Linked DNA regions of Mus musculus: regions 2, 3, 4 and 5 are each linked to region 1. Evidence: chromatin loops called from intact Hi-C (ENCODE). Cell type or tissue: left cerebral cortex. All regions are shown on one strand.

Region 1 (5,000 bases):
AGAGGACATCAGCATCCCCAAGCTGGCCACTGCATAGAGGTCAGGTGTGCCTAACGCCGGCTCTGAGCGCACTGCCACCTCTGCAAAGGCCAGGCAGCCAAAACCCACCACCAGCGAGGCACCCTGTCCCACGTCCTATGGCTCTAGCAAAGTTGGCAGAGTTGGGAAGAAGCGAAGCGTTGCAGCTGGGAGTCCTTCCCTAGCGCGAAGCGAATAGAAGTCGGAGCTTCCTTCACCTTCACCCAGTCTATCCAACTGGTGCAGGCTTCTTCTTTTAGGGGTACACGAAAGACACGACGTTCCTTAACTGCCTCAAACTCTAGAACCGGGACACTGAGGCCTGGTGACAAAGTTCACTGCATATACTATTCATTCTTCCCAGAAAACTAGCAGTTATTAACTGGCTTCTGACCTTGGGAACTTTATATTAAAATGGCACGGAATATCCAGTGTCTCTCGTGTCTCTCAGCTAAAGTGAACGCTCTCATACCCAAGATCTCCTTGGCAGGGTCTTGGGAACTTGACTCACCTTGTCATCACCAGGTCATTACCACGCCCCTCTCACCCCGATCCGACCCCGCCAAGCACGAGACGCCCGGTTATTTACACACACATAGACCCAGAGAACTCCTACCTCGCCGCCGTGCCCATCAAAGATTCCGAAGATGGACGGGTGCGTCTTGTTGGCTAGATCGGTGAGAACTTCGAAGCGATCTTCCATGTGGTCTCTCCGGCCCTGGATGGAGTACACCGCCACATTATGGCTCTTGAATTCCCAGGTCTTGGAAAACTCGGCCTCCAGCACATCAAGTCCTCCAAGACGATCGTTCTGCATAATCTCGGCCACCTTGCCCTTCACCATCTTCACCGCGTCCCGGCTAGACTTAACGATGGTCTTCACTTCGTCCGTGTGGAAGAAGTAACTCCAGAGAGCCAAGCTGATGCACAGCAGGAAAAGCGTCTCGGGTCTCAGTAAGAAGTAGCGCATGATGCGACCCAGCAGAGACAGCAAAGTCATTGTATCCTCTATCATTTATTATCCCTAGAGCCCGGACCAGCAGCAGCGACGCGTGCCCCGCAACTCGCGGGGTCCGAGTACTGCGGGCACTGCCCGCGGGGACCAAGGCGGAGAGGCAGCCCGGGCCGACAGGGTGAACGAACCCACGGCCGCTCGGAACAGTCGTCCAGAACGATGGCAGTTTCCCTTTTGTCTGGGCAGCCCGAAGGCCCGTGCCTGCCGCCTGCGCCGCCTTCCCTCCCCGCGCTCTTTGTGAGACCGCAGCGACGGCGGCGGCGGCGGCCGCCGCGGGTGCCCCGGGTGGGCGACAGGAATCAAGTTAAAGTTGCGCCGAGCCGGTCCGCAACGGTGAAGAGGATTTCGGGGTGCCGATGCCCGCGCGGTCCCTTTAGGGGTCCCCCCTCGCGGTTCCCGGGAGCGATCGGCAGGTGAGGAAGCGCAGGGCGCAAGAGCCCGGCGGCGAGGGTTGCACGTTCCCTCGATCGCCGCTGCAGGCGAGCTTGGGGGACGAGACAGCGGAGCGTTGCGATTTCGTCACACATCCAGGGGGGGTCCCCGAAACAATAAAAGTTTTGCCGGTGCCTGGGCAAAGGCAGGGGGACACCGAGCTGGGAAACGCAGCACGATGGGTGCGGAGCCGCCGGCAGGCTCTGCCTGCCTCTCCCCAGCACCTCTCAGCTCGGCTCGGCTCGGCTCGGCTCGACTCCGCTCGGCTGCTCCCGGCTCCGCTCGCGCTCGCCCCTCCCCTCCCCGCACACGCTCGCCCCGCCCCGCCCCGCCCCGGGAGTGGCGCTTCCAGATGCGTAACACTGTCACCCGGCTGGGGGCCCGAAGGAGCTCGCCGGGGCGGACGCACGTGGGCAGCAGGCGGGTCGGGGGAGAGCCGCGGGGGGTGAGCGGCAAATCCAGCCGCCCAGCTCTAGCCGATTGTCGATTCTGCCTTGGAGGCCGGCTCCCAGGGACAATGTGATAGTGACGTGAGGTCACTGAACGTCGGTTTCTTGGGCGGCACGGCTGCTCGCTGGGGAGCCGGGAGCTGTACCTGAGCCCTCCCCCCCTCCGGCACGCTACACAATGGTACGGTCCACGCCAGACTTTTCGTAGGGCTAGCGAGATGGGACACATTTCTCCTGTCTCAAAAATCGAAAGTGAGTGATTACTTTGGCCACCCGAGGCAGCTGCCACAGAGACCCGCCGGGATCTCCCAAGAGGCAGGACTTGGACTCGGACCGCAAGAGCTATGTCTCTCTGAAGGCAGAACCGGGGATCTCAGAACCGGAGGCTTGACGTGTAATGGCAAACGCCGGAGGACCAGGAAGGGCCGGCCTCTGAAGACTGGGACTGTGCTGGTGGCCACTCATCCATAAGGAACATGCTTGGAGTGTCCCTCAGCGAGCTACTCTGCCTATGGTTCAAGTTAGAAATCCTCTGGAGCCTTGAAAGTGACAACCACCTTCAGTCCTTGCCGAAGATGAGGGCAGGAGTTTGAGTAGGCAAAGGTGGACCTCAGCAGGATAACTTGAAGTTGGGGCAAGGACTGGTCGCCTAGAATATGAAGCAAGTAATCTTTAAAAGGAACTTCTCTTTCTCTCTACCTCTGTCCACGAAGGACGGTGCTGACCCACCGGACTGACGGTCAGGCATCCTGATAGTCTCCCAGCCAGTGTTCCCCCAAACACTTCTGCCTTCTTTTGATCCCAGTTCCGTCTTAAGATATAAAATATAATTACTGCAATAAAATATAACAAAATGTTCACAGTTGGCAACTAAAGTAACTTTAAACAATTTACATTTTGTCCAGATTTTTGTCTATTCTCCGTAACTGCTAAAGTTTCTACAAAAACCTGGACTTCCCTAACAACAACAACAGAAGAAACATGCTTAAGTATTTAAATAATATGACCCCAACAATATAAACATAAGTAGGAATGATGGGAAAGGAATATAAGCAACTGTTAAGAGTATATTTTTGAAAACTAGGATATGTCTTTAATTATGATTATGGCCATAGTTTTCGATATTGTCCACCTGATCGAGAAAATATGAAAATGGGTCATTTCATTCAACATTCAAGAGGTTCCAAAATCAGATAATAAAAGAAAACTCCTCTAAGAACTGTAGCTAGAGAGAATGTCTAGGTATTGTTAGGACAATTGTAATTATTTCTTACTGTAATAACTTAGCAGATTTGAGGTATATTAGTACTTTTGTCCATACAATTTTGTCTCCTCCAACAAACAGTTTGTAGATAAACTGATAAGGATTCCAGAAGTCTGACCTCTCTTGAAGTCACTAGTAGTAAAAGTCCCAGCCCAAAGGTCCTCTGCCTGGACTCCAAATGCTAGGATTAGTGAAGCTACACCTAGGTATGCGATTCGTTTCCCCAAAACTAAGCAAGCATGATTACTATAATGGCTTGATTCAATGAATTAAGAAGTAAACTTAGACATCTTTCAATTCTGTGATGTTATGCTGTGACATTTACATCCAAGTGATTCATCTGTGTAAAAATCAAAAATATTTTTTGAAGACCCTCTAGGCATTTCCCTATTTCTGTTGAGAAATTCCATGTAACTTACAATGTGTAATGCCTAAGTAAGCATTTCGTTATAATTGACTGTAAGTTTAATGTGCTGGAAAAATAATAAAGCCCTTTCTGCTAATGCCAAATTCACTTTTGCTTATTCTGATTTACAACTGCTTTGTCTTGTTGGTTTTGGGAGACAAGATCTTCCTGTGTAACCTTAGTTGTCTTAGAACTCAACATGTAGACTGGGCTCTCTCTGAACCCATAGAATCTTCTGCCTTTGCAGATGTGTTCTACCACACCTGGCTGCACAGTTGTTTACAGATATCTGTATTTGTTTCCACCCATACAACAATCTTCTAATGAAGACAGAGCCATGTTTATTATCTGTGTTTATGATAGGAGAAGGCTAAAGCCCAAAAACAATGAATATCACAATATAGCCAAGAAGAAATTGAACCCAATTCTGATCACGCAGTACTCTAACATCTACTGACTCCCAGTGACATGGAGATGGTTGGTATAGTTTTATATTTTTCTAATGACATTTAGTCATTTTTTAACAGTAATATCAACAGCCACAAAAATCACATGGATTCTTATGACACAGATTTGGGACAAACTGCTATCAGTACCTGACACAAATACAAATAAATTGTTCTCCACCTAAAAACCCTGTTGCTTAAGTGAATTTTTTTTTCTAAATTTCACAAGAAACAAAGAAGTGGTGTAAAATGCATATTGTATAACTACTTCGTCTGTACAGTACAAATAACTCAGTAATAACACTAAGCTAATGGCAGTCCTAAGTTTTTATCAGATAGGAGAAAAGTGACAATTACTTGGCAAGGACCGGAAAGATGGCTCTATTGGTGACGTACCTGCTGCTCAAGCCCACTCAAGCATGAGAACATGAGTTTTGATCCTGTCGTCGTGTTTGCTGTGAAGAGACGCCATGACCATGGCAACTCTTAGAAAGAAAATAATTTAACAGGGCTTGCTTGCTTAGAGTTCAGAGGTTTAGGCCATTGTCAAAATGGCAGAGAGCATAAAGGCATGGTGGCAGACAAAGTGCTGGAGAGGTAGCTGAGAGTTCTGCATCAGTAACCACAGGCAGGAGAGAGAGAGAGAGAGAGAGAGAGAGAGAGAGAGAGAGAGAGAGAGAGAGAGAGAGAGAGACTGGGCCTGGCTTGGGCTTCTGAAACCTCAAAGCCTACCCTCAGTGACACAGTTCCTCCAACAAGGTCACACCGACTCCAACAGGGCCACACACCCAAGATGCTACTCTCTGTGAGTTCATGGGAGCCATTTTCATTCAAATCACCACAGCACAATCACCAGTGTCAAAAGCTGGGCATGCACCTATGATCCCATTATCGGAGCACTGGAGACAGGGTGAGCCCTGGGACTTGCAAACCAGCCAAATGGTTAGTTCCAAATTTAGTGTGAGACCTT
Region 2 (5,000 bases), 190 kb after region 1:
ATTACTTTGTATCTAAAGGGTTGTTCCCACCATTCCATTATAAGTTATCTTCAAGAGGCTCCTATCCTGCAGTTCTCTTTATCCCCCATTCCCAAAAGAACTCAATCCTTTATCTTGTTGAACCCATTGTCTTTGTATTATACCTTACAAAAGCATCCTCCTTTGACTTTATATAAGGGGTTTATAAAATATTCGCATCCTAAACATTCATTTCTGCATGTGGTTCTGCCCAAACAAAATATACCAGAAAGAACCAGAAGCCAAATGTTCCCAAAGGGTTTTGTAATAGAGTTTTTTGCCAAGTTCAGACACATTTAGCTTTCCTCTTCCTTCTGACTCTGAACTGCCACTGCTTCACAAAAACCACACAATTTGGGGAACTAATAATTGATAAATGAACACACACATTTGTTTGTTTTTAGACAGGGTATTATGATGTAGCTCAGCTGGCCTCAAACTCATCTCCACCTGCCTTTGCTAGATTTAACGTGTGGATCACTATGCTCAGCTTAAATATAGTTTTGAAAACATGTCCTCACTCTCTTTTCTGAGCCTAGGGCCTCCAGCATAATTAGCTTCTTCCAATGAGTTGTATTTCTATTATTATTATTATTATTATTATTATTATTATTATTAATTTATCTTGAGATGAACCCGCAAGAGAAGAGGGGAAGTGTCACTAAACTGCTCGAAGTGGCTTTGGACTCTTGCTCTGGCTGGCCTTGCTCTTGGGCTACTTTAACAGCTCCTCCTCTTGCCCAGTAGCTACGATTACAAACCGAGTCACCGGCCCGGAGCGATTCTGAAAAATTTGAGAGGCTCTTTTGTACCTGTTTTACATCCGCCTTTGGTTACAATGTTCCTGGTTAAGAGGTTTCTTTGGGATTAACTTCCTTTATCAAGAGTCACAATGTTGCATTTGCTATGTCATGGCTCATAGTCGTCATTCTCTATAAATTAATACTTTGTGATCAAGCAGTTTAATTTCCCAAGAGAAACTGCTCAAAATGGGGGTATTAGGGAAGGACCAATTTTTCTCAAGTTTCTACCTGTTGCGAACCTTCTACCTTCCTTTTCCTACCGGGTCCCTCTAGCTTTCCCTTCAGTTTTCAGAATGCACATCACCGTAGTCAGTCCTAGCCACGATGCCGGGTCCTAGGTTGGTTCGCAGTTCCCAGAACAGGACTCAGGGTTTAGGACTTCACATGTAGCTTAGACACACCTCTTTGCCTTCCAAAGTGAATGAAGCGCTCAAGTAACACCGGGGGAGAAAAGAACGAAGTTCAGAACCCCAACATCTAAAGCCACCCCGGGAATCATCCCACCATAACCAGGACCACTACACCCTGCCCATCCCCGCCCGCTCCCGGATCTGCTGCTCTTCGGCTGCCTCGGGTTTCTCCCTCCGCGCGTGACCCCTCCCCTCCCAAGCTCCTGCGCCCCGTCCCTTTCCTGCCCCAGACTCTCCCTTCCCCTTTCCTTTCGCTCTTCCGTCCCCCGCTCTCCATCGTCCCTTTTGATTGGCTAAGCACTCCGGAGCCCGGCCGGCCAATCGGCGGACCGGGTTGGCGGCGATGGGCGTGGCCGTAAAGCCGGGCCCTCAGATCGAGGCTGCCTCCCCCTCTCAGCCGGCAGCACATTCCGCCGCCGTTGCCGCCGCCGCCGCTGGCCCCGCAGTCGTCTTCGCCAGAGCTGCTGTGGTACCCGAGCTCAGGGCAGGAGAGGCCAGCCAGGAAGCGGAGGCCCGGCGGGCGAGAGGAAGCGAGCGGACGGGCGGGCGACGCAGGCGGCGGCCGGCTTCCTGGGAGCGTCTGTGCGGCGCGGTGGTTGGGGCGGATCCCGCGGGGCCCGGGCGGGTGGGGAGAGTCGCCGGCCCGGCCATGGCGGACAACGAGAAATTGGACAACCAACGGCTCAAGAATTTTAAGAACAAAGGCCGTGACTTGGAGGTACAGTGGGGTCCGCGGCCTCCGGCCCCCGGCGGGACGCGGGGTGCGTACGGAGTCGGGCGGGCGCGGCGGCCGGCATGGCGCTGGGCGGGCGGGCGAGCGGCCGTGACGCGGGCGCCGCGCCGGGAAGTTTGTGCCGGGCCTGCTCCGCCTCCGCCGGCGACAGCGCCGGGGCCCGCCGGGTGCGGCCTAGGCCTGTCCTGTCGAGCCGGCCAGACACGGGTGAGGGCGGCGGGCATATCAGCCGCGGCGGAGGCCCCGCAGCGGCGGAAGCTCAGGCTCTGCTCGAGCCCCCGACGCCAAGCGTCGCGGGTGGAGGGCGATGGGGGAGCGAGCGGCGACCTCGGAACTTCTCCGGGCCCGAGACGCCTCCACATGCAGGTTTTCCTAATCGCCCCGACTCTGGTTTTACTTCAATGTCCAAACTACAGGAGTCAACTTCTCCGCTGGAGAAAAAGAAAGAAAGAAAGAAAGAAAGAAAGAAAAAAAAGCCACCCCCGCCGCGAGAGGCGGTCCTGGTGATGCTAAGCAGTGCCTTCCAGCGGCCTGGGTTTCAGTTTGGTCCTAGCTGATTCAAAGATGTGGCTCACGATGTGTCCCTTTCCAGTCAAAAGATCACCTGCCTCCACCGCCTTATTTGAGCTTGTCCACAGATCTTTTTACTCCTCTCTGAGAAGAGACCACCAGTTTGCATTCTTACATAGAAAAGTCCAAAGGGTTATACAAAGCTGTCATCCCCTAGTCTTCTCGGTATCCTTTCTCTCCACCTCCTGGTGGTGGTGGCAGTGAGGAATCCGGTAGGCTATGGACTGACACCATCACGTATTATTTTAAAGGGGGGAAGAAGGCTTCGTTGTCATAGACACAGTTGCTTCCAAGGTTCGATGTATTAAGCACACAGTTTCTTTCCATTGTGACTTTTTTTTTTAATATAGGGAATTTAAAAAAAAAGTCAAGCTTTTAGCTTCTTATCCCCTTTTATGTTCTGGTAACTTCTTCAGACTGCTGTGGTCGGTTCCTGAATTTGAGCATTTTCGGGATAGAGATGGCAACTTTTGTTGACTTTTCCCAATGCCAGTCAGTCTTTTAATGTAGTTTATCCTCTTTTAGCTTATTGCAGTCGTTAGAAGAACTGTATGTCCCAGGGTGTGTGTTGCTATTTAGAGATTGTTTGAAAGTTAAGGATGCTTATCTTTGTGATCATTTTTTATAGTGGAAGAAATTTAAAAAAAAAAATTTTTTTTTAGATTTGTGTATAGGGGTGTTTTGTCTGGATGTGTGTGTATGTGCATCATGTGTGTGCCCTGTGGCCAGGGAGCCCATCCTTTGGAAGTGGAGTTGCTTCCAGCTGGGAGCTGCCATGTGAGTGCTTAGAACTGAACCATTTCTTCAGCTCCCAAATTTAATCTCTTTATTGGAGTAATTTACATGTAACAAAAGCCAACTTTTTAAATGTATAGTTCATAGTTGTCATTAAATTTACTTGTTGAAAAATACCTATTTATTTTTACTAATATGAATATCTAGAATGGGAAAAATCACAAGTTAGGGAATATAAATTTGATAAATACTCCAAAGTTAGAAATTTTAGAAAAACATCAGGTAACCAAACAATCTCTAATTTTTTTTTGCTACCAATTTTTAACAGGTTCCTTGAAATGTGATTCATATACTATATAATTCACCCATATAAAGTGGTTTGTAATGTGTTTAAATGGTTGCACAATCAGCACCTAAGTCAAATCTTAGAATATTTTCTACTCTTTGAAGAACTCCTGATATATGTCATTAGCAATGATTCTCTTTCTCAGCTACTCCAACCCAAAGCAATGTTTGTTTTGATTGCCTATTCTGAGTGCTTCATGTAAATGGAATGTACATTTTAGGATACTTTGTGGCTACCTGACTTGAAGATTCATCCATGCTGTAACAAGAACGTTTCTTTCTTAGGTCTGACTAATATTGTTGCATATAGTTATAGCACATTGTGTTTATGTGTTTATCTTCATAGAACCATGGTTAACCCTTGTTATCGGTCACATCTTATTGCTATAAGCATTTATGTACACATTCTTGTGTAACAGTCTTACTTCTTTTGGCTACAAACCTAGAATGCTAGGTAATACTGGAACTTTGCATCTAACTTTTTATAGGGTTGCCAGACTTACTTTCTCCCTTTCCACCCCTCTTGTTCTTTTCTTTTGGACAAGGTCTCATTATGTACTTGTAGCCTAGGAGAGCCTTGCACTCTCAACCTCTCTCCCTCATCCTCCTGAACACTATCTTTTACTGGCATTATCCCTGCTTCCCTCTCTCTAGTTGTGGGATTGCAAGCATGTGCCACCACCCTGTTTTAAGTTATCTTAAAAACAAAAAACAAACAAAAATGTAATTTACCCTTACTCTGTATTTCTTGCCACTATAGACTAATAAATTAATACTGAATCAACCTGGCTACTATGATAGGTGATTTTAAATTATCTATAAATGCATATTAGATGTATTTTGAGATCATATCTGTAGCCACTACTAATGACTGAATTCATGTAGGTGCATTGGAAATTAGAATATTTTAATTTTCTATCTATAAATATAACATGACTAAATAAAAATTATCTTATTTCTGTGACTTACTCAAGATCACATAAGTGGGTCTTGTTCAGTGGTAAATCATAGTATGTAGGATGCCTTGGGTTTGATCCCCAATACCACAAAAGAAAACAAAAGCTTCTAAAGATGATGAGTACTTGTAATAAGACAGAAGCATCTTGTATTACTTCTAGGCAGTCTATTTGTCACTTATATGCCTGAATCTTTCCAAAGCCTGTTAGTACATTTTCTTCCCCTTCAGATAGCTAACTGCATTGGGTTATGTATGTAATATGTATGTATACATATATGCATATACATTTTATATATATACACACACATTATATAACATGATATAGTTACTGCATTGTGTTACATATGTAATGTATGTGAAATGTAACAGATAATAAAATACTGCTTTTTTTGAGTCTTAATATTTACGTTTTGGAGGAGGCAGTTCTA
Region 3 (5,000 bases), 53 kb before region 1:
ACTGGCAATGTCACCTCTCACACAATACCTCAGCCCAATACCTGTGATACACTGTAATGGAATGATAATTTAATTCAATCAATGTGGGGAACAATTTAGTGATAGCTAGTTAAGCTTAAAGTATGCATATATTACTGGCTGATAACTTCATCCATACAAATATATCCCTAATATCTCTTTCATTTATACTCAAGAAGTCAATACAAAAACACTCGCAGCAACATCAGTGACAGCAACAAACAGGAAAACTACTGACACATCCATTATCAGAAAAACAGACTCAAAGTTTGGAGCTGAGACGAAGGATGGACCATCTAGAGACTGCCATACCCGGGGATCCATCCCATAATCAGCCTCCAAACGCTGACCCCATTGCATACACTAGCAAGATTTTGCTGAAAGGACCCAGATATGGCTGTCTCTTGTGAGACTATGCCGGGGCCTGGCAAACACAGAAGTGGATGCTCACAGGCAGCTATGGGATGGAATACAGGGCCCCCAATGGAGGAGCTAGAGAAAGTACCCAAGGAGCTGAAGGGATCTGCAACCCTATAGGTGGAACAACAATATGAACTAACCAGTACCCTCCCAGAGCTCGTGTCTCTAGCGGCATATGTATCAGAAGATGGCCTAGTCGGCCATCACTGGAAAGAGAGGCCCATAGGTCATGCAAACTTTATATGCCTCAGTACAAGGGAACGCCAGGGCCAAGAAGTGGGAGTGGGTGGGTAGGAAAGTTGGGGGGGAGGGGTATGGGGGACTTTTGGGATAGCATTGGAAATGTAAATGAAGAAAATACCTAATTAAAAAAATAAATAAATGAAAAAAAAGTCAGACTCATCCATTATGGTAAATCTAAGATAAAGACTTGATATCTGAAATTCGCTAGCTGTGTGTCATTTAATGTTAAAAGCATGAAAGAAAACAAAGATTATTTTGCAACCTTTATCTAAATACACGTGAAGTGTTGGTGAAGAACTCTGCCACATTATTAACGCAGAGCTTAAAACCCTACCTTTATCTAGGTGCCTACAACCAAGTACAGTAATGAACCCTATGTATACTGTATACTGTCCTAAATATACAAATTATGAAGAAGTTTAATTTATAAATTAGGATCAAAGATTGACAATAACTGAAGAGAATTTATAGAAATAATAAAACAGAATTGTTATTAAAATACCATAAAATTACTTCTAAATTTTAGATTGCTATTTCTGAAATTTTTCCACTTAACATTTCTCAAACCACAGTTGAAAACAGTTAAGTGAAATCTCAAATAAGAAGACACTATTTTATACTTTCACTGAAATCCTGACAAAGTGATGGTATGGGCTCACACCCATAATGCTATCTCAGAGAGGCTGAGGTAGGACAAAAGTCATATACGCATGTACAAGGCCATCTTGGGCCACATAACAATTCCCAGGCCAAACTAGGCATAGAATGAGACCCTGCCTTCAAAGGGAAAATAAATGAGCTAACAGAAAGACAAAAGTAGTATGTTTGTAGCCAGTGATGTTAATCTTGTAAATGTGTAGAATGGAACTCAACAACCACTCAAAAGGGCACCAAGGAGAAACTATATTTGATAATGGGCACCAAGACAGAAGGGAAGACAAAAGTTGGCTAAAAGGAGCTCAATACCTCAGGGAAGGCATTTCAGTTAACCAGGATTTCTCAACACTACATAGAGGCTTGCAAACAAGTCTACTGCCCCATCTGACTGATGTGCTAATTTTACATAAAACATGCCTGGGACTGTTCTTTTCATAGTTTACATGGTTTCATGTTCCATACTAACTCCTAAGATGCAGCTGTCTCTGCTCTAATCAAACCTTTGCTTCGTGTCCAACGCTGCTCTTGACATGTCCATACATCCTGCCAAACCCAGTGTCCTTCCTCCTCTTTGCTATCTTCCGAGCATCTGGCACTATTAAAGCTGACTCTCCCCTCTTTGAGAATCCCTGGCACCTACGTCTCTGCTCTTCCCATACTATGATTCCTTCAATCAAGAGCATGTACTGATTTTGCAAAGAACCCAAGTTTGGCCAACTATCTGTAAGGACAGCTCTAGAAGATATAGCGCCCTCTTCTGGCCTCTGTAGCCACCTGCTGTCACATGCACACACCCAATCACATAAGCAAAATTAAAATTTTTTTAAAAATTCTTTAAAGCCCTTTCTTTCCATCTGCTAACTGCAGGTCTACATATTATAGTAATGGGTAACTACACTCTATGTAATGTATTAACAGCTCCGCAATTCATTCTTGGGTCTCCACTTCTGTCTCTGTTTCTACCATCTACTCCAGGCTTCCATCAAGAAAAGATACTCACTGGTCACTATCTCTTCCATCAAAATATATCCACAAGAGAATTTCCATAAACCAACGAGCCTCAATCACATCCAACTCCCCTTAAAAGCTTCTCCCATCAGTGATAACACAGTTGTCTTAAAGTATTCAAGTAATTATGAGATCAAGAGATAAGAACCCAAAACTCATCATATACATATGTATGTATGTGTGTATACATATATATACATAGATAGATAGATAGATAGATAGATAGATAGATAGATAGATAGAGATATACATTTAAATTCTTTCTCTTACAATAAGCCTGTCGCCATTTTTCTATCAGATTACGGTCATTCTACATTGTACTCTATGCCAATATCACCAACAAGAACTTATAATCACTAGTAGCTATGCTGATTTTGCTGATAGCTATTCTAATCTAATATTATTAATTTTAAAAGACTCGGACATAATAGAATGGAGAGAAAAAGGAAGGAGAACTAGCTGTGGAATAACTACGTAGCCAAGGTCCTCACTGTAAGGGCAAAATAAGGTCAAAAGAAAGGCCAAGGCAGCTCTCAGATCGGATAACAGGGCCTCATGAATGGACAAAGCTGCCTTCCTGCTGCCCACTGATGCAGCAATACAGAGCCATGACATCACCTGTGATGCTCCCAGCCCCACCTCTCTTATCCCAAGCTCGAATTGGGGGGCTTGGGTTTTCCTCTAGACAGGAAAGAACTCTACCCTTGATATAAAATTAAAGAATTTGGGGACATTTTTAACTCAAACCAAAAATATCCCATCACTACACAGCCTGAATTTAGTCGGTCTAAAAAAAAAATTAGATTCCGTGACTTCAAGTCTCACATTTTAACTATATTTTCTCAGGCTATATTTATGTCTTCAAAAGAAAATGAGTTTTCTTTCACATTTCATTACATGATTTTTTTTTTCTCTCCCCAAAGAAAAACAGGGTGTAGTAAATAATCCTCACCCTTGTCACAAAGACCTCACCTTAACAGCCACCATCAAAATCGCTGCTGGTCACTGACACGCTCACGTCTGCACACGACCCATCTCCCATCGCCCAAGATTCCTGAGTCTTAAAACAAAAGACCCCAGAACTGGGACAGCAAAGGCAGGAGAGGCTTACAGCACAGACCAATCTGAGCTGCCAAGCAAGAAAGCAGAGTTGTTTAATGGAAATCTAGGTGTTACAGAACAATTCCATCTCTTCCTTGACTGAAGCGAAACGGGGAGCTCTATGCAAAGCAGAGGCTTTATATTCCGACAGCGTATTTTTGTGAGAACACAGAAAGCAGAGAAGGGATGTGGGGAAAATGATCTTGGTTACCTGAATGGTACGTATTTCAGTAAGATGTCTTATCCTTTTGGTTTGAGGCATCTGAGCCTGGGGAAAATGACTCAGCATTCTCATCCTGGTCTCTATCCACGGAATCGACAGAGTGCCCTTATTCAGAGCCCTGCCCTAGGCAACAGGTCAAACGCTCGGTTTGTTTTAGCAAATGATAACTTTCTCTTCATTTCTCCACCTCTCCCCTTCTCTTGAGCTCTGCTCGGGCTTCTGGGAAGAATTTCTCCCTGTGGGATGCCAGATATTTCGAGCCCATAAGAACAGTTATACCCTGCAAGAGTATCCACTGAGCAAAAATGTTTTAGCCCTGGATGAAACAGGTTTCCCACAGCCTTTAACATGCCAGTGAGGGCCCGGGGCTCTGAAAGTTAGCTGCAATGTGCAAGCATTTCCCAGTCATATTTGCCAGCAGAAAATATAGGCTCCGGAAAAAAAAAAAAAAGTTATACTTGACGAACATTCTGCTGAAATGGAAGACGGTCACGGACAAGCATCTGAGTCAGATCCTAGAGCTAAGTACCATGACTGTGAAGAGGACTCGGGCTGCTGCTGGGTTAGGTCCTAGACGGAGCCTTCGTTCTGCTGCATCCTCCTCCTGTTTCGCTGAAGCTGAAGCTAGTCCACTGTGCCTGTGTGCGTGGTCTGTGCAGAACCCACTGTGCAGGACCCAGCTGCCCAGCTACACAGCCCCTCCAGAGGGGAGCCCAGGAGATGAAGTCTAGGCAGGGAGGAAAGAGGCAGCCCTTGGAGGCAGAAGGTTGAGCTCTGTCCAACAGCATCTGCTGTGGGCTACTGTTTTGTTTTGTGGCTTTTCTTGTTTTATTCTGCTTTTTTGTTTTGTGGTGCTGGGGATCTAACTCGGAGCCCCGTCCGTGCACGTGGGACAAGCCAGCACGGGCTCCTCTACTGAGCTATCATCGCAGCCCCGTGTCTTCCTTCGGAATGGCTCCTTTACTTTACTTTTGTGATCTATGCAAGCTAAAACATCTTCCTAGTTGGTTTAGAAAAATAATACTAATCTAATGCCCTTAAAAACCTCCTTTTTCCCATTTGTCTATAAGGACGCTGCTGCCCCGGGTCCCTTGTTTGCGATTATACGGGTGCAGGCAGGCGAGTGGTCGAGGCGTGCTCCCCAGACCTGTGAAGCTAAATCAATAGCTTAGTTTGCCCTGGATTTATGACAGGATGCAGAGTATTCTTTCTATATTTGTAGAACAATGCGAAAATTGCATCTATCTTAGTTCATAAACAAAGGAACCGCCAAGACAACTGCTGTTAAATAATTTCTTTAAAGCTACAAGTCTGTTGCTGCTCCGTGGTT
Region 4 (5,000 bases), 410 kb before region 1:
ATTTTGAATTCTTACAGAGGTCCACAGACAATTTCCACATACACAAAGCAAATGCTAAACCTATCTGGGAAGTCACAGGCATATAATTTTTATATTCACTGACAAGGTTTAAGTCTCTCACTAGACATATGGATAGATGTAAACAGATGTAGCCAACAACTAAAGGAACGAAACTGAAGAAAGAATGCATCAGCTCTCAGAAGGCGTCTTCTACTGTCAGATTCAGTATCTCACTTTTATACAAATATTTTTTCTATCCTTACCAGATTAGTAGGACAGTAGAAAGCACAGCATAAAACTGCAAATTATTATATCCTTGGTAACATCAACTAGGTAAAAATTAACACTCAACAGCACGTTTCATTCCGTATACTTCAGAGTAATCTCAGCATAACACAGTGGCTCTCTGTATGAAGACCAACTTAAGGAAGCTAAACAAGTAGTAATGTACTGTACCTCTGACACTGTTTGCAGAAAGAAATGGAGACCTGCTTTGGAACACCTTGGCTGATGTCAACTTTACTTCGTAAACAGGCCACACAAATATTGGCAGGATTTGGACTAATTGGGACACCACATTCACAGCACAAGCTTGAGAAAATAAAGCAGATTTTTTCCAATTAGATTTTATACATTTACTAGTCAAAAACAAAACAAAACAAACAAACAAAAAACCCCTACCAAGCCAAAGCCTTCAAGATTCTACTGTTTAAAGTGGGGGAGGAGACACTTAATGGGTCAAAGTGCTTCCAGCTCTTATAGCAAACTGGGGTCAATTTTCAGCACACAAGAGGCAGCTCACAACCATCTGTAACTCTAGTTCCAGGAGAGTCTACCACTCTTCTGATGTCCATGGCCTCTTACATGCACTTAGCACACACACATACACTCACGAATAAAATAAGTTGATTTGTTTTTAAAAGACAAGTGGGGTGTGGGGGGAAATCTTTTTCGTCTTAACAACCAGGAAGCAGGGCACACAGATCTGTGAGTCTCACGCCAGCCAGAGCTTCATGAGAGTCTGTCTCGAAGAGGGGAAAAAGGCAATCTTAAAGACAGAGTGAAGAAGAATCCTGAAACATCGGCAAAAATCAAAGGGCCATAATTCTGAAAATGCTTAAAGAGGGCACTGTGCGACTTTGTCATGCTAATGAACTTCATGCAATGATAGAAATGTCCTAGTCCCTCATCTCTTCTTTAAAATTGGAAAACTAAGAAAAAAAGAAATTAGCAATGCAAATAGTCTAACAACAATAGCAAACACTAATGTGCACATAAATTCAACAATATAAACAAAAGACAGCCAAGTGTGATGGTGCAGACCTTTACCCAGCACTTGCGAGGCAGAGGCAGAGGCAGACAGATCTCTCTATGAGTTCCTGGTAAGCAGGACTTAACATGGTAAGACTGTCTCAAAAGCAAAAATAAACAACAAAGAGAAACAAACAATATATGTAAGATCCGTTTCTCGTTTCTCTTGCATCTGACTCGGCTAGTGGGTGCCCCCTTTGTTCTGAGCATCTACAATGCGTAGATGCGAACAGGCCCCCTTTACAGGGACCCACAATGAACAGTAAAGGAAAATGTACGTATTCCATGAAAACAGAAAGGAGATTATTAAGGAAAGGAAAGGGACCTGTGAGGGGGTAGGAGGGTTAAGGAAGATCAATGGTAGGGTAAATATGAACGCTGTACAATGTTAAATATGCGGACCCTCCTATATACATGAAAATATAATGAAACCCTGTATTTTATGTTACAAAGTAATTTTTAAAAGGAGAAATAGACAAAAATACAGGACAAGAAGAGCACCTATGCCTACCGATGCTCTAAGCTACAGGAGTATAACTCTATAGTGTACTGGAGGCAGAAAAATTTTGTGAAGCAGGCCTGACATAATCGCAGCACTTGGGAGGCTAAGGCTGAAGGGACAAGGCTCTCAAGGTCAGCCGTGGCTACAGAGTGAATTCCAGGGCCAATCTAACAGGACTGGCTCCATCGAAAGTAAGATTTCAACGAAACAGCAGAAAAAGTCTGTGAACCTCCGCCACCGTGGCCCACGGCTGCCCAAAGAAAACTAAGATAATCTTCCAGTGGTGGCCACTAGCTGCACGTGAGCACCGCATACCATGTGGCTAGCACGACAGAGGAGCCGGGTGACAACCGTACACGTCCACTCGTGCCCCTCTAGGAGGACGTCTTCTCAAAGCACTCATTTTTTTCTACACCGGACTTAAAATGGGGTAGACTTCCTATGCGATCAAGACCCAACCGTTTTCTCCCACCGAGAAAAGGACCTCTCCTGCTAGCGTTAACCGTTTTCTCGGTATTTTACGATCTGCAGACGCCAAGGGATCGATCAGGGCGGGCTCGCAACTCACATGTGTCCCGGGCTGTGCTCAATGGACTCTGCCATGTACTCCATGGTTCGCGCGCGACCTATCAAGGGGAGGGAAGGACCGGTGAGACTTGGATCCATCAGGTCGAGTCTCCTGAGTTCGGGGACAGCCATGCGTGCGGCACACAAGCCCGGGGGTCGCGAGCCGCCGCCCAGCACGGCCCTTCCGCCCTCCTCCGCGCCGCGGCTCCGCATGCGGCCGGCCTCGGCCCCACACCCACGCCCCGGCGCCCGTGCGGGCCGCTCGCAGCCCGGGTACAGGGCCCGGCTCGCTCCCTCGTCTGGCCGCTGTTGGCGCAGGAGCCGGGTCTCCCACCCAGAACCTACCAGCAGCTCCGTGACAGGGCGAAATACACCCACAGCGGGCAACCCGCCGGCCAGGACGCACTACCGGCTACCTCAGCCGCGCTACACACCTACGAAGATCTCGCGATAGGAGAACCGGAAATCCCGCGTGCTGAAGGGTGCGGGAGAAGGGGACGGGTGGGCGGGGTCAAAGAATACACGTGTAGCAAGGGGCGGGGCCTATGGAGTGAGTGGGTGGGGATACGGGAGACCGGGCGAGCTGAGCAGGCTCGGGACAGTGATTACAACAGTTTGGTGTCTGTGATAGGCTCACCGTTCCACCCGCCCCCGTATCTTTAAAATGCACTTCTCAGCTCCTGGGGAGAGGGCTCAGCAGTTAAAAGCAGTTGTTCTTACAAAGGACCTGGGTTCAATTCCCAGCACTCACAGGGTGGGCTCACTGACGTCTAGAGTTCCATTTGGAGAGGATCTGCCGCCCTCTTAACTCTGAGGCCACCAACCACAAACTTGGTGCATATATATTCATGCGGGCCAAACACTCAAATACATAAAATACATGGATCTTTCTAAAGAAACATGGCCACTGTAAATATCACCATGGACAACTTAAGAGTATCGAATCGCTGTTTACTAAACAGTTGATGCAAAAAGAAAAAGAAAAGAAAGAAAAACTGAAAACTCTCTATTATATTGCAAACACTGTACTTTTAATAGTAAGCAGAAAATATAAAATGTTTTTCATTAAAGAAAAGTATTATTCTTAAAGAAATCATCTGAAACATATTTTTCTCAGAAGTGGATCCACAAAATAGATGAAAACAGGTAAATCCGCAACTGTAACCGAAACTGATGTCAAAAGGAAGACCCTAGCATTTCTAAGGTCCGAAGAGGTGTCAGACGCCCCGGAGCTGGAGTTACAGGTGGTTTGAAACTGCCCAACACAGAGGCTGAGAACCAAGCTCTTCTGGTCCTGGGAGAGAGTAGCAGATGTTCTTAACTGCTGAGCCACCACCTTTCCAGCTCCACACAATCATCTGTGTTTTATAAGACATTTATAATGAACATGGAAATGTAACTACAGTATAAACTTTAGTTACTTGTTTTTTAAAGATATGCCTAATTTCTACTAAAACAGACAAGGGTGTTTATGTTCTCCACTTTTAATAGAGTGTTGGAAGTTTTTAGCTAGGGCTGTAAGACAAGGGAAATAATAAAGGGAATACAAATAAGAAAGGGAGAAACCAAAATATTCTTATTTGCAGATGCTATGATTCTATACATGAGAGTCCTAAGAACTCCAATAGAAGCCTTAGCGTTGGAGGCTGGGGAGATGGCTGAGTCAGTAAGGTGCTTGCCATGCAGGCTCGAGGATCTGAGTTGGATACCCAGCACCTGCATAAAGAGGGGAAAGTGGTCTGAAGAGATGGCTCAGTAGTCCATACTATTATTCTTGCAAAACACTAGAGTTCAGTACCCAGCATCCGTATTATCATCTTTGAATGGCTTATAACTTCAACTCCAGGGGGATGCCTCTATCTTCTGTGGGCTCCTGCACTCATATTAACCGTCGGCACTATTCAGGTAAATGAGGCAAAGAATTTTTCTTACTAAGCCTGCCTTTAGCCAAGTGGCATATCTAGAGGATCACACTATTCCAATTTAGGCTAATGACTCTAATTGGACTCCAGGACCCTATGACAGTAGAGGGTCTTTGTTCCCCAATGAAGAGGGTTTAAATTTGAATTCATCTTATCAAATAGAAGTGGGAGGATTTCCTTTTTGGATTGGGCATGAAGTTCATATTTGAAAGTTATAGCTAAGGGGCAGTTATTTATTATTCATAAATGAACAAATATGAAGGACCCAAGAACCTATTCATTTGAATAGGGGAGGGGTTTGAAGAAAATATTACTAATAGTCTTTCCATTCCACCTCATTCTCCTCCTCGCCACACTCCTGTAGTCTTGGAGGTAAGTGTCTGGGAACAATGAAGAGGATCAGAGCTGTGAGCTGTGAGTAATTCTTGCTGTGGTAACTTCATACCTTGGTGCCTACAGGCTCTGCTTGCACCAAAGGTGCAGAAAGACACAGAATTAAGATAGTTCTATAATCAGCCAGGCGGTGGTGGTGCACGCCTTTAATCCCAGCACTTGGGAGGCAGGGGCAGGTGGATTTCTGAGTTCGAGGCCAGCCTGGTCTACAGAGTGAGTTCCAGGACAGCCAAGGCTACACAGAGAAACCATATCTAACAAAACCAAAACAAACAAACAAAAAAAAAAAAACAAAAAAAGATAGT
Region 5 (5,000 bases), 59 kb after region 1:
TTGAGGTCAGCTTTGTCTACATATTGAGTTCTAAACTAGCCAGGACTACATAGAGAGATCCTGTGTGCTGGCTAGATTTATGTCAACTTGACACAAGCTAGAGTCATCAGAGACTAGAGAGCCACAGTTGAGAAAATGTTTCTATAAGATTGGGCTATAGGCAAACCTGTAGAGCATTTCTTAACTAATAATTGATAGGGGCGGGAAGCGGAGGTGGGCAGCCCATTGTAAATGGGGCCAACCCTGGGCAATTAGTTCTGAATTCTAAAAAAAAGCAGTCTATCCAGGAGTGGTGGTGCGTGCCTTAACCCCAGCACTTGGAAGGCAGAGGCATGTGGCTCGCTGAGTTTGAGGCCAACCTGGTCTACAAAGTGAGTTCTAGGATAGCCAGAGCTGTTACACGGGGAATTCTGTTTCAGAAAACCAAAATAACAAACCAAAACAAATAGTAAGCCAGTAAGCAGCACATTCCCATGGGCTCTGCCCTCCTGTCTCCAGGTTCCTGCCTTGTTCAAGTTTCTGCTCTGACTTCCTTCAAGTGGAAGTGGAAGTCAAATAAACCCTTTCCTCCCTAAGTTCCTTTGGTCATGGTATTTCATCACAGCAATAGTAACCCTAACTTGGACACCCTGTTTCTGTCTCTATATCACACACACACACACACAAACACACACACACACACACTACTCCCATGCTGGACATGATAGCACATACTATAATCCCACTAGTTGGTAAGATGAAGCAAGAAGAGTCATGGTTCCAAACTTGCCTATATGTAGTGACCCCCTATTTCATAAAGGGGGAAAAAACAGCGAAAAAAAATAGAAGGAGGAGAGAAAGAGAGGGAAAGAGAAAGAGAGAGGGAGAGAGGAAGGAAGGAAGGAAGGAAGGAAGGAAGGGAGGGAGGGAGGGAGGGAGGGAGGGAGGGAGGAAGGAAAGAAGGAAGGAAGGAAGGAAGGGAGGAAGGGAGGAAGGAAGGAAGGAAGGAAGGAAGGAAGGAAGGAAGGAAGGAAGGAAGGAAGGAAGGGAGGGAGGGAAGGACCAGAAGCCAGGTATAGCAGTAATCCCAGCATTCAGGTGGTAGAGGTGGGAGGATCAGAGACTCAAGACCTGCCTTGGCTACATAAATTCAAGGCTAACCTGGGGTAGGTGAGATCTCAGGCTCAAAAGGTAGTGAACAAAGAGAAAGAAATCGGGTCAAGGGTACAAGAAGAGCTCAACACAATGATTTGGGGGTAATCAGATATCAGACAGATATAACTGATTTTTGCATGGACCATTTACACAGAAAGCACATTTCATTCTTGTCATAAATTTAATAACATTTTTTCTAAAGTAAAATATGGAGTTTCACATCTACATGCCTATGTATTGTATATTACTAATTTATAATATATATAAATATAAATATCATTATAATATAATTAGTATATAGTACATAGAATATATAAATGTGTATATAAAATACATAAATATATAGTATATTACATGTTATACATATATTCTACACACTATATATAATATATGCTAATTAAATAATATATTCTACAACATATGCATGTATGTGATGTTATATTTATACTGATATACTTATATATAAGCATATATTATTAGTATATAACATGTTAGTATATACTAGTTAGTACATAATAATACTAATATACTTATATATACTAACATGTATATATTCATGTTATATGTACTCATATATACATATATATTAGTAATAATAAATTTCAGTTTACTTTCTCTTGTTTTGCATCAATGCATTGTTCTGCTTTTAATTTAATAATTTTAAAAATAGAATACATTTTATTCATAAGACCTTTAATGCAGTTCCTCTGAACGCCAGGCATAAGAAACATAGGCTACGGTAACTGCTGCCCCCTTGTGGAATAGTGAAAGAAGTTTAAAGTCCTGTTGCTTCTTTAGCACATCCTCTGATTTAGCTACAGATCATTGTCCTGTAGAAAACAAGATAGGTAGATAAGGTCTGTGTTCTCCAGTACTTAGTGTAGTCATTCAGACAAAATACATTGTTAGAATATTGCCACAAAAGACAGCATCATTCTGTGGTGGGGTTAGTAGAGGAACGCAAGAGCTTTACACAGAAGTTCGTAACCCAAAGGTTCATGAGGAGTCAGGCTAACTCCATACGGTGTGGCTTTCTAGTGAGATTGTTTCCTGACAAGATTTCCTGTTCACTCTTTCTTATTCTTTCTCAGTAGCAGGAAAGAGAAGGGAACAGGCAGTGATGACTAGCCTCAGCCCCTCAGAGGAGGCCAGGAGGGCCTTCATCTTGCCTGTCTGGTTGCATTCTCCAACATCTTTCTTCCCTGTGTGTCTAGAAGGCTATGCAGTGCACACTGCCTCTGTCCTCTCTGCCGAACACTTGTTTGTTTGTCTGTTTGTCTGTCTGTCTCTCTATCTATCTATCTATCTATCTTTTTATCTATCTATCTATTGTTTTTTCGACTAGGTCTATCACTGAAGCTGAAGAGCATCAATTCATCTAGACTCCTCTGCCCCTGTGCTCCAGGAATCCATTTGTCTCTGCCTCTGCTTGCCTCGGGTACATCCAGGTGTCTGAATGCAGGGAATCTGAACCCGATTGTCTTACACAGCAGGCGCCTGAGTCATCTCCCCAAGCTCCAATCTGAAGCATCTTTATTTGTGAGGTTGATTTCTCTTTTTCTGGTTGATATGAAAACAATTAATTAACTGTTGAGCATATGAAGCCCACATAATGAATGGTTGAGTTCAACGATTCCATCAATAGTGAGCTGTTGGGAGCCGCCCTCACATTTGCCATTATAAGATGGCGCTGACAGCTGTGTTCTAAGTGGTAAACATAATCTGCACACGTGCAGGGGCAGTTTTCCCGCCATGTGTTCTGCCTTTCCCGTGATGACAACTGGGCCGATGGGCTGCAGCCAATCAGGGAGTAATACGTCCTAGGCGGAGGATAATTCTCCTTAAAAGGGACGGGGTTTTGCCATTCTCTCTCTTGCTTTCTTGTTCTTGTTCTTTTTCTCTCTCTTGCTCTTGCTTTCTTGTTCTTGTTCTTTTTCTTGCTCTTGTTTTTTCTCGCTCTTGCTCTTGCTCTGGCTCTTGCACTCTTGCACTCTTGCTTTCTTGTTCTTGTTCTTTTTCTCTCTCTTGCTCTTGCTTTCTTGTTCTTGTTCTTTTTCTTGCTTTCTTGCTCTCTCTTGCACTCTTGCTCTCTGGCTCCTGAAGATGTAAGCAATAAAGCTTTTGCCGCAGAAGATTCCAGTTTGTTGCGTTCTTCCTGGCCGGTCGCGAGAACGCGGGTAAGAGTGAGCAAATGAACATGTGTTGAGCATGCATGGAGCGTGTGAGGTCTGCAGCATGTACTAATGATTCATGCGGGAATTATGGCATGATAACTAAGGAAATGAGTGACACCCGTGTGAAGATATGAATGGTAGCATGAACCCACAAAGGACAGGACCATGTCTTACATACTCAAGCTAGGTTACTTTTAACTGATATCTAACATAATACTGTACCTATGTCAGGGTACTATATGATATTTCTACTTATCAGTGTATTATATTTTTAATATCAGTTTAAGCATATCTATTACCTCAAACCTCTCCCTCTCCCCCTCTCCCCCTCTCCCCTTCTCCCCCTCTCTCCCTCTCCCCCTCCCCCTCTCTCTCTCTCCCTCCCCCCTCCCCCCTCCCACGCCAGCTGTTTCTGCCTCCCAGTACTGGGATCAAAAGCATGAGCCACACTGCCTGGCTACTAACCATTGCTTTCTGGTTAAGAGAAGAAGAAAAAGGAGGAGGAGGAGGAGAAGAGGAGGAAGAGGAGAGGAAGAAAAGAAACAACACCACCAAAAGAAGAAACCTTTCTTTTAGCTTTTTGAGATAGAGATTATATTTAATGAATCTAGACACCCAACTTCACCACCACGAGGCCCTATCAGAGCACATGCAGGGGAGCAAGTGCATCCACGAAACAGGTTGTTATGTGACAGTGTAGTGTGGAAAGAGGCATTCCTGAGTTAGGCTATGGAAAATCTCTCAAGGAAAAAAATAAGTTACATTTAAAGAAAAGGTAGAGATTTCCTTACAGGGACAGAAAACAAAGGTGAGCTATGGCAAACAGAAGGAGTTAGGCTTCTTTCTCTCTCTGGATAAAATCCAACAATGATTCACACTCAGAGAAAAGCAGCCATGTGATAGAAAGCCAGCCAACAATCGCTGAGGCTCACCTAAGCCACGGATGAGAGAATCATAATGCCTCGTCTGGACCGCACAGCGAAGGAGCAATGGAGTGTTTTCCTCAAAGCTCGGCTATCATCCATTAAGCAGCTGGGTCACATTGTAAAAACCACCTTCCAAAGGATGGCTCAGTGTCTTGTTCTAAACACAGTACCATGGTCGAGATGCAGCTGTCTGCTGTGCTCATAATACCATAAGCTGGGTCTAAAACTAGAAGAAATGTAAAAGCCAAACCCCACCAAACGGCAGTCTGAACCCTTGTGTTCTAATATCCTTCCCCACACAAGTTCAAGGTTCTATTTAATGACAGGGAGACGAAGAGGGGGAGGGAGTGGGGGAGAGGAGGAGGGGGAGGGGGAGAGGAGGGGGAGAGGGGCAGAGGGAGGGAGAGGAGAGAGGAGAGAGGAGAGAGAGAGAGAGAGAGAGAGAGAGAGAGAGAGAGAGAGAGAGAGAGAGAATATGTTCATTTAGCCATGCAGTTCAGGAAGATACAATTCTCACACTAGAAACTTTAAATTGTGAAAAATACCAAAGTTATCATTCAGGAAAGAAAAAGATCATGGCTTTTGCTCTGTGAAAAGTTTGAGTCTGGGTCAAAAACAACCCATATGGTGGCTCGCAGCTGTCTCTAACTCTAGATCCAGGGGAGCCAGTGTTCCCTTTTGGCCGTTGTGGGCACTAGACGTCTATACAGTGCGGGTAAAATGTACATGCAGGCGAAATACTTACACATAAGATAAAAATAAATAA

What was found. Peaks named below come from ENCODE experiments on the same cell type or tissue, not always from the same donor. Only the 100,000 strongest peaks of a DNase experiment are listed, where the experiment ranks them.
Region 2: a loop joins it to region 1, with 6 times the contacts of the local background. A loop is called at or near these places in 8 of 42 quality-filtered maps.
Region 3: a loop joins it to region 1, with 2.2 times the contacts of the local background. A loop is called at or near these places in 5 of 42 quality-filtered maps.
Region 4: it touches region 1 in a loop (3-fold over the local background); 6 of 42 quality-filtered maps call a loop at or near these places.
Region 5: it touches region 1 in a loop (8-fold over the local background); 7 of 42 quality-filtered maps call a loop at or near these places.

The regions. Positions count from the first base shown.
Region 1 is chr3:69,313,600-69,318,599 of GRCm38, reverse strand. It overlaps Ppm1l (protein phosphatase 1 (formerly 2C)-like), which reads right to left and starts at 1,682. Exons shown (of 4, transcript NM_178726.3): 1 at 635-1,682. The coding sequence starts at 1,033. In left cerebral cortex, no CTCF peak of the experiment used is centred here; DNase peaks (open chromatin) are centred at 1,055, 1,283, 1,878, 2,075 and 1 more place; H3K4me3 peaks cover 2,973 bases; H3K27ac peaks cover 1,748 bases.
Region 2 is chr3:69,123,681-69,128,680 of GRCm38, reverse strand. It overlaps Kpna4 (karyopherin (importin) alpha 4), which reads left to right and starts at 1,589. Exons shown (of 17, transcript NM_008467.4): 1 at 1,589-1,949. The coding sequence starts at 1,881. In left cerebral cortex, a CTCF peak has its summit at 2,735; DNase peaks (open chromatin) are centred at 1,547, 2,057 and 2,565; H3K4me3 peaks cover 3,059 bases; H3K27ac peaks cover 2,009 bases.
Region 3 is chr3:69,366,658-69,371,657 of GRCm38, reverse strand. All of the region lies in intron 1 of Ppm1l (protein phosphatase 1 (formerly 2C)-like), which reads right to left. Among named protein-coding and RNA genes, the nearest start is that of Ppm1l, 52 kb to the right of the region's middle. In left cerebral cortex, a CTCF peak has its summit at 2,093 (motif pointing left); DNase peaks (open chromatin) are centred at 3,007, 3,585 and 4,089; H3K4me3 peaks cover 839 bases; H3K27ac peaks cover 2,030 bases.
Region 4 is chr3:69,719,848-69,724,847 of GRCm38, reverse strand. Nmd3 (NMD3 ribosome export adaptor) reads right to left here and starts at 2,793. Exons shown (of 16, transcript NM_133787.2): 1 at 2,726-2,793; 2 at 2,382-2,439; 3 at 457-591. The coding sequence starts at 2,425. In left cerebral cortex, a CTCF peak has its summit at 2,693 (motif pointing left); DNase peaks (open chromatin) are centred at 2,137, 2,443 and 2,858; H3K4me3 peaks cover 2,374 bases; H3K27ac peaks cover 1,171 bases.
Region 5 is chr3:69,254,132-69,259,131 of GRCm38, reverse strand. It overlaps Gm40070 (a long non-coding RNA gene), which reads right to left and starts at 4,524. Exons shown (of 3, transcript XR_867357.1): 1 at 4,241-4,524; 2 at 1,826-1,964. In left cerebral cortex, a CTCF peak has its summit at 1,890 (motif pointing left); a DNase peak (open chromatin) is centred at 1,887.